Linked DNA regions of Homo sapiens: region 2 is linked to region 1. The links are chromatin contacts, found by POLR2A ChIA-PET in ENCODE. All regions are on one chromosome and are shown on one strand. The core of a region is the stretch at or near the end of the contact, and the rest is flanking DNA. Distances in the headings are between cores, read along the strand shown. Region 1 overlaps FOXP1 (forkhead box P1). Region 2 overlaps FOXP1 (forkhead box P1).

Evidence for each region. ChIA-PET counts read pairs that join two places held with the same protein, here RNA polymerase II (POLR2A).
Region 2: POLR2A ChIA-PET joins it to region 1 with 15 read pairs in T-cell. The contact joins two enhancer-like sites. POLR2A ChIA-PET finds 5 or more read pairs at or near these places in 4 of 52 experiments (BJ, OCI-LY7, T-cell and 1 more).

What each region holds. Positions count from the first base shown.
Region 1 is chr3:71,140,318-71,144,694 of GRCh38, reverse strand. The region is part of intron 6 of FOXP1 (forkhead box P1); the gene reads left to right. Among named protein-coding and RNA genes, the nearest start is that of FOXP1-AS1, 150 kb to the left of the region's middle. RefSeq lists an enhancer at 1-207. Within about 2 kb of position 2,199, at least 7 of the 41 ENCODE cell types and tissues checked have a DNase peak (open chromatin) inside an H3K27ac peak, as active enhancers do.
Region 2 is chr3:71,545,885-71,550,261 of GRCh38, reverse strand. The region is part of intron 2 of FOXP1 (forkhead box P1); the gene reads left to right. Among named protein-coding and RNA genes, the nearest start is that of MIR1284, 6.0 kb to the right of the region's middle. Within about 2 kb of position 2,246, at least 2 of the 41 ENCODE cell types and tissues checked have a DNase peak (open chromatin) inside an H3K27ac peak, as active enhancers do.

The DNA of each region.
Region 1 (4,377 bases), core at 950-3,449:
CAAACTGCTGCACATGCTCTACACAGCCCAGCCTATCTCTTGTGATTCATCCAGTTCCTTCTCAGCCTCCTCGCCCGTTCTGTCAGGTCCCGAACACTTGTGGTCATTTTTATTTTCTAGCAGGGCACAATCACGCTCAGCCTTTTGCCCAAGAACCTCTCCTGCCCACTTTTCTGCCAACCCATCTTACCTGCCGAATGAGATGCTTTCTTTACAGCTCAGGTGTGGAGACTCTAGCACACGCACTGGGACCTCTGAACAACACCCAGTCTTGGACATTTCTTGCTCCTGTCAGGGTTCCCAGGGCACCACTCTCATTGCCTGGTTCTTTGGCTGCCTTGCATGCTGGGTTGTAGGTTTGGGAAGAGCTGATTCCACTGCTCATTCTCCAGCCCTGAGAAAGAGGCCACAGAGAGTTCAGTACATACACTAGTGAGGATGAGAGGTCTCTGCTCCGGAGGTGGACTCAGCCTTTGTCTGGTTTTACTTTTGCCTTCTTTTTCTGAGTGCTTTTATCTCTGACCCTCTTGCTGAAATTTCTTACCTTTCATGGCTCTTTTAGCAGGGGAATCGTCTTTGCTGGTTTTGCCCAAACTACTTCTTAAAAAGCAGTAAGCCAAAGTTTTAAGACTTGTATACTTTTTTTTTTCCTATTCATGTAAAAGTAAAATTATGTGGCAAAAATCATGAGTATAGAAGGGTTTTCTTTTTCATCAGAGGTTAGATGGGTTTTATAGTGCGACGTGAAAAGTCATTAGTAAAAGCCGTATTATAAACATATTTTTATATATTTACTTAGCCCCATCTTCCAAATTCCCTTGGAGGGACAACAGATTTTCTGGAAAATAAAAATCAGCTCCTATTCATAGCAGTGGTAAAAGTAATCGTCGTAACACTTACATGGTGCTTATGAAGTGCTGGACACTCTCTTAACATGTACTTTATGCATTTTATTTTATTTTTTGTAGAGATGGGGTCTTGCAATGTTGCCCAGGGTGGCCTCTAACTCCTGGGCTCAAGCGATCCTCCCATCTCAGCCTCCCAAAGCACTGGAATTACATATGTGAGCCACTGTGCCCAGCCTAATTTATGTATTTTAAATGACTTACTCCTCACAACAGCCTTAGGAGGTGGTGTCATTATTATTTCCATTTTACATATGAGGAAACTGTGGTGCAGTGTGGTTCGATCACTGCCTAAGGTCAGGAGTGAAGCTAGGATTCAAATGCAGGCCTCTGGCTTCATCTTCCAGAAGACTGTGCAACAAAGAGGGGAAGGAAGATGAGAGACAGGGTTTTCCTCACCAGGGACCTCATGCTGACCTCCTTTCACTTTTTCCCAGGGAGGTATCCCCACATCCCTTGCATGGTCTGCCAAGAAGATCCACAATAGCTTAAAATGCTTCTTCTCTTTTCTAGCCAAGGACAATTCCGTATTTGTGTCCTGATCATTATTAGAATAAGTAATCAAAATAATTAGAAAAGGAAGCTAAAAATGAAAATGGTCCAGGAAAGAATATAAAATAACTTGGATTGTGCTTTTCAACTTTCAAACTGTTTTCACTTAGTGTTTTCCCAAGACGTCCCTCACCACCACCCATTGTTATTGCCAACTTTTTGCAGATGAGGAAAGTGAGGCCCAGAGAGGAGAAGCGATTGCTCCCCTGGGTCACCATGTCGTTCCTTGTGGGACCAGTATGCAAGCCCTGCCCTGCCCTGCCCTGCCCTGCCCTTTCTTTCCTGCCCCCTTATCTCTCTTCCCACCTCCCTCCCATCTGAGTTCTTACTCATTAAGAGAAACTCTTTTATAAACTTTAGATGCAAGCAGTGTGATTTCATCTCTTTTTCTGCGTGTGTTAGTTTTTTGTTGTTGCATAACAAATTGCCACAAATTAGCTCATAGTTCTGTAGGTCAGAAGCCCAGGTGCACTGTTAATGGAGTCTCTCCTCAGAGAATAGGGAGGCAAGTGGAAGCTGCACTGATTCCTCGTCAAGAGGCTCCGGGAAAGAATCTGCTCCTAAGCTCATCCAGGATGTTGGTAGAATCCATTTCCTTCTGGCTGTAGGACTGAGGTCCCTGCTTCCTTGCTGGCTGTCAGCCTGCAGCTGCTCTCAGCATCTAGAGTCTACCCACATTTCTTGCCATATGGTCTCTTCCATCGTGAAGCCAGTAGGGGCACATCAGTCTTTCTTGTGCTTCAGAATCTGACTTCCTCTATCTCTGGGCTCTAAACTCCAATTGAAAGGGTTCATGTGATTCCATCAGGCCCACTCAGATAATCTCCCTTTCTTCAAGTCAGCTGATTTGGGACCTTAATTACATCCACAAAACCCCTTCACATAGCACCTGGATTAGTGCACGATTGACTCTCTGGGAAGGGGTGTGTTATACCAGGCATAGGAATGTAAGGGTCACCTGAGAATTCTGCCAACCACATGACATTACAACCTTAAAAATGGTACACATTGACAGGACCAAGGGCCACCTCCAAGGTATTTGTTTTCTGTGGTAATTATATCAATTCCTTAATGTTTTTACAGGTTTTTTTTTTTGTTTGTCAACATGACACATTTTGTATTTATTAAGTCATTTGATTGAAAGCATATTTGTAATCTGTGTACTTCTGTTTACCTTAAAAGGGTTGAAGAAGAATGAAGTAGACATAGGATTAGTTGAACAACACAATTCTGTTTCACTAACGATTCAATAAGTTAATTTCTTAAGCACTGTTTCATGCTTTCTTTTCAGCCTCTGTGCTCCATCTTCTTGAACCTTCTTTCTGCTCCTTGGCTATTTGATTTCTTCTTTACTTGTGGGTTTCCAATTAAATGTCACCTCTTCGTGGATGAATTCCTTGATGGACTTATCTAGAGTAGGTTAAAAATGAGAAGTTAAGTTTTTCTTTTTTTTAATGAAGGCTGAGGCTTCCTTCACAGTGGCTCTAATTATTTCTGGATTTGTTGATTGCTGATGTCTTACTCTATCTCCTGCTAGACTGTAGTATCAGAAAGGGAAGGGCCAGGTCTGTCTTGTTCTCCCTCCTAGGCCCAGTGCCTAGACTGTGCTTAGTACAAAGTAGTCACCAAAAATTATGTGTTTAATTGGTGTGTAAATAGAAGCTAATGTTCTGGTGCCTGTAGAACGGTTAACTTTAACATTTGTTTTGAAAGGTTGCCTGAGTAGTGAAACCGAGTTAATCATGAGGTCACTGCTTAAGCGTTTATTGTTTGAAAAGCACCTGATTGACAGTCACAAAGCTCTTAAAAGTGGGGGAGGGGACTCTACAAATGGTAGAGCCAAAGAAGAATGATTTTTGTGTCGTCCTTGAAAACATGCAGTGTCACTGGAAAGGAGGCGTGTGATGAGTTTTTCAAGTCATGGACAGTCTGATGTTTGGATCACAGTTTCTTTTTTTTTTTTTTTTTTTTGAGACAGAGTCTTGCTCTGTCACCAGGCTGGAATGCGGTGGTGCCATCTTGGCTCACTGCAACCTCCACCTTCCGGGTTCAACTGATTGTCCTGCCTCAGCCTCCCTAGTAGCTGGAACTACAGGCGCCTGCCACCACGCCTGGCTAATTTTTTGTAATTTTAGTAAAGATGGGGTTTCATCGAGTTAGCCAGGATGGTCTCTATCTCTTGACCTCGTGATCCACCCACCTTGGCCTCCCAGAGTGCTGGGATTACAGGCATGAACCACCACGCCCAGCCTGGATCACAGTTTCTTGGCAATTTTTTTTTTTTTTCTTGGAGACCAAGTCTTACTATGTTGCCTGTGCTGGCCTCAAACTTCTGAGCTCAAGAGATCCTCCCACCTTGGCCTCCTGAATAGCTAGGACTACGGTTGCCCCATGCCTGGCTTCTTGACACATTTTTTTAACATCCCAAGACAGATGCCTCTCCTTTCTCAAAGTCCTCTTTCGAAAAGTTCCTCTCTCTGATTTTCCCTTAAGCTTCACCTCCAGACAGTCACAGTATTTGGATACCTACTTAGAAGCTGTGTGACATTGGGCAAGATAGTCAACCACTCTGAGCTTTGTTTTCCTTCCCTGTAAAATAGGCATGATAATTCCCACCTTGAAAAGTCATTGGAAGGATAGCGAATACAAATGCCTGACATAAAGTGAGATTGATAAATGCTGTTTTCACAATTATTAGACTATATTATTTTAACTATGACTGCAAATCTGGTGTGGAATTGAAATGCTCATCTTAACAACAGAGCTTTTGGAAGTTGCAGGTTGAAATCCCTAACAGGAAAATCCAAAACCAGAAGTACTTCAAAATCTGAGACTTCTTGAGTGCCACCATGATACCACAAGCGAAAAATTCCACACCTGACCTCATGTGATGGGTCTCAGTCATAAATGCGATCAAATC
Region 2 (4,377 bases), core at 997-3,496, 410 kb before region 1:
GCTATGTGATTTATAATCGTTTTACTTGGGGGCAGGTGGGGATCATGGAGATGAGAGAGCTAAGTCTCCACAGGCTTCCTCCTCTCCCCGCTTTGTACCATCGCCAACTCCAATGATGTGGCTACTTCTGAAGAATAAACTGTGTTAGGGCTGGAGGCGGGAGGGTGAGTGGGGCACACACTTGCTTTTGATTTATTTATGCTATACTGTTTGCAGTACTTTTATACAATGAACTTGTCTGACATTTGTAGTTATAGTTTTAAAAATAAGGTTCTTTGAAAAAAAATTTTTTGACATATGCTTAGCTTCAAATTTTAGAAAGGCATGTTCTAAATATAAAGAGGCCTAAAAAAATTAAAAGTTTACCAGAGAGCGTTTTTTTTTTTTTTTTTTTTTTTTTTACTCCCAGCATTAGAGTATTCTGTAATATAATTTACCATTTCTTCCATCCTCAAGGGCTTTCAGCAAGTCTCAGTTCATGTGATGATTTGATGTTACAGTTGAAATTGAGACAGTTTTGTTCCCATTATATCTAACCTGTGAACTGAAATATTTGAGATATGTTTTATTAAAATATATATGTTTTGGGCTAGGTGTGGTGGCTCATGCCTGTAATCCCAGTACTTTGGGAGGCCTAGGTGGGTGGATCGCCTGAGGCCAGAAGTTCAAGACCAGCCTGTGCAACATGGTGAAATCCCATCTCTACTAAAAACACAAAAATTATCCAGGTGTGATGGTGTATGCCTGTGATCCCAGCTGCCTGGGAGGCTGAGGCAGGAGAATCGCTTGAACCTGGGAGGTGGAGGTTGCAGTGAGCCGAGATTGTGCCACTGTATTCCAGCCTGGGCAACAGAGTGTGACTCCATCTCAAAAAATTTTTTTAAATAATAAAGTATATGTATTTTGGAGTCTAAAAACATGTGCCTTTACTCAGTAGAGAAGTTAGAGATGAGGGAAAACCCCAGCGACTGAACTGTTGCCATGAAAGAAACACTAGGTAGGGGAGAAGGTTATTTAATTTATCATTCTTTCGGTTGTGTTAGTTCTAAGTGGTGTATGCTCAGTATGTTGCTAAGAGTTGAGTTGCATCATATATAGAGTCAGTGCATAAGTCTCATTAAGTTAATATTAACCTTGAAAACCCAATATATAACCAACTGGTGGGCCCTTAGCAGCTCAGAAGTCAACAATTAACTTCTTTGGGTTAATACACCTTTGAGGCAGTGTTGTGCAGTGGTTAACGTTCCTGAGTTTGAATCCCAGCTCTGCCTCTTATTAACCTTGGATATGTTATTTAAACACACCGCCTTAGTTCCTAAATCTGTAAAATGGCAATATTTACCTCATCATGGTCCTGCTTTGACTAAATGAGTCAATACAGTATAAACAAAATGCTGACTACTTTTTACATAGCACATGCTGATGAAATATTAGTGATTCTTATTAGTATTAGCTTTGTCTTTTTATTTTGACTTCATCTCATTTCTTTTGGGGGGGTAAAGGCCAAGTCTGGTTTCAGGGGGCTGGGGAATAGAGAGGAAGGAATAAATAAAAAAGAAATGGGGTTGTGTGCGGTGACTCACACCTGTAATCTCAGCACCTTGGAAGGCCAAGGCAGGAGGAGTGTCTGAGCTCAGGAGTTTGAGACCAGCCTGGGCAACATGGTGAAACCCCATCTCTACCAAAAATACAACAATTAGCTGGGTGTGGTGGCTCACACCTATAGTACTTGGGAGGCTGAGGCAGGAGGATTGCTTGAGTCCTGACGGTTGAGGTTGCATCAAGCCGTGAGAGTGCCACTGCACTCCAGCCTGGGTGACGGTACAAGACCCTGTCTTAAAATAAAAACAAAAACAAAAACAGTTGAGGAAGGGGGACAGGAAATACGTTGAATTATGCTAGACTGTTATGAGGCTGTTTGGGAGAAAAATAACCAACATATAAACTTACGCTATTTGTGTGTGTGTGTATTTGTGTATGTGTGTGTTTAGTTTTAAACTAGAGCTGGATCTTGCATTCAACCTCCATTCATAGGGCCAACTTTTTAAAACACCCACATTAATGGTGATGATCAGTGGTTTACAATAATCTGCCAGTCACCCACATTTTCAAAGGTATATTTAAACTTGGGGGTGTTGTCCATGCTGGAATTCCTGTCTATCTTTGAGACAAAGAATGAGGCCCCATTGAGAGGCCCCAGCCAAAGAGGAACTGCAGATTGCCTCATCCTCTCTCTCTGTTCACTTCTTTTCCAAAGCCCTTTGTCCTCTTATGAAATTGACTGTTTGTACTGACCTGGGGCTGGCTAAGTCAGTTTGGTTTAAGAGGACTTCTCTGAGTTGGGAAAGAAACCTTAGACCTTTTCTTCCAACTAATAAAGATGTACACAACAAGAGCTCAGACCATTGTGGCCAAAAGGCCTCATAAATATGGGAGGTGATGATGACCACCAAAGGATTGAATAGTCACAGCTGTCCTCTCTTCTCTCTGGACCTTGCTGGAATGGGTTGCTTATAGGGTTGCTACTGATAAGTAGCCAACCAGGTGTTTGGTTGAAGAGGCCATTAGGTAATTGTGCCAGGACTAATTCTCTACAAGAACTTTGTGTGTTCACATTCTTCTCTGCCTTGGGCCCCAAGAACAGCAAGTTGCCTTCTAATGTCATAGAAGGAAGAAAATACATGCATTGCCCCTTAAGTGTGGCTCTGAGTGGCCCTTGCTGGGTGACATTGGTTCCCTAGTGGTATTCAGAGCCCTTTAAAAAGAGGTCAAACGGGGCCCAAAGGAGCACAGCAATCCGTGGAGACCATCTGGGCCTCGCCCTAGAGGCCCCACCTCTACCTTCTTTTTGGATAAGGCCTGATATGGTTGTTTACCTGCCAAGCCCTCCTTTCCTCAAAGAAGAGCGTTCTTGCTGGGTTTCCACAAACCTGCTGTCTAGTCCTGCACTGTTTGTTCCTTGATCTGGTGGTTGGGGCTGCACTGGTTGCATTTTGGTAGGCAGGCAGACCCCTCACAGTGTTAAAATGAAGGGGAGGAAAGGGTAACCTTTCCTAAACTACCTAAGAAGAATGCTAATCCCAACTGTTTCAGAAACCTGTAATTTTTAGTTTATGTAAAACTCAGATAGATTGAATTCCCCCTTGAACCTTTTTGTATTTCATAAGAGTTTTATTTCCTAAAACTGACAGCAGTGACAGTTGTGTTAGAATTCAGCCCTGAGTATTTATTTCTAGATTTCACAATTTGTTTTGTCTTCGTAGCAAGCAATTGCCTTCCTTCCTTTCTCTCTTCCTCTCTGTGTCTCTGTCTCTCTCCCCTTCCTTTCTTTGCAATTTCCTTCTTTTCTCAAGCTCATGATGAAAATTGACCCTTCAGTTTTATTTTCAGATGAAAGCTCAAGCAACAAGCCAGCGCTTGCCTCCATTAGTGGCTCTGGGTAGTCCTTGCAGGAGAAATCACCATCAGCAAATCATCGTCCGTTTAGAGTGGGCTGCAGAGGCTAGGCAGCTCCCTGACTTCACTGTCCAGGAGCCTCTTAGAAATGAGCAAGGAGTGGCACTGGTGCTAGTGCCATTCAGCAAGGCTTTGGAGGTGTGCTTCGCTGCATTGGGGTACCTGATGAACAGCATCTCGGTGGTTGGGTATCTTGCACCCAGGCTAGAAGGTTAACTTCCATTAAGCTTTATTCAACCCTGCATCATAGAAGTGGTGGGTAGGTGTTTGTGCATCTCTGTGTGTATATGAATGACATGGCCAGAGGCTCCACTGTTCCATCATCGAAAAGTTTCTTAAAGGGACCTTATGAAGAACCACATGGAATTTGTAACTTGATCACGAAATTTGGACCATTAAGGACCTGAAAATAGCTCTTCGGTTTTGTGGGTCACACCTTTCTCTAAGCTCAGTTAATGAGCAAATCTTTATTCTTTACAAGATTAGCCAGGTGTATTTCGTGAATGTTAACTTTAGCCTTGGCTGCTTGGCCCTGCTGCTAATGAGGCCAAAGTGGGAATTCCTGCCTCTTGTGGACCAGTTACCTTCACTCTCTTACCTGGCCACCGACCACTAACCCTCGCCAGCTGGCTTGTGAATGTCTGCAGTTGGATGTTGGAGTGTGGGGAGGTGGGTGGGGGAAGGTGTTGTATGGATTAATGCAAATCCATGACCCCTCCTGGGGAAAAGCCACACACACATACTCCATGGAACAAGGGTCAAGTGCATTGTCTCCACTTTTGAAAGGCAATAGAGTTGATTAAGGTTAACTCGAAAATACTGATGTTGGCTAGAATTTTGGACTTTTGCCAGGATATATGCAACATTTAAAGTGATTTCTGGAAACCTGTGCCCATGGTTCACTGGTAGAGGAGCTTAAGA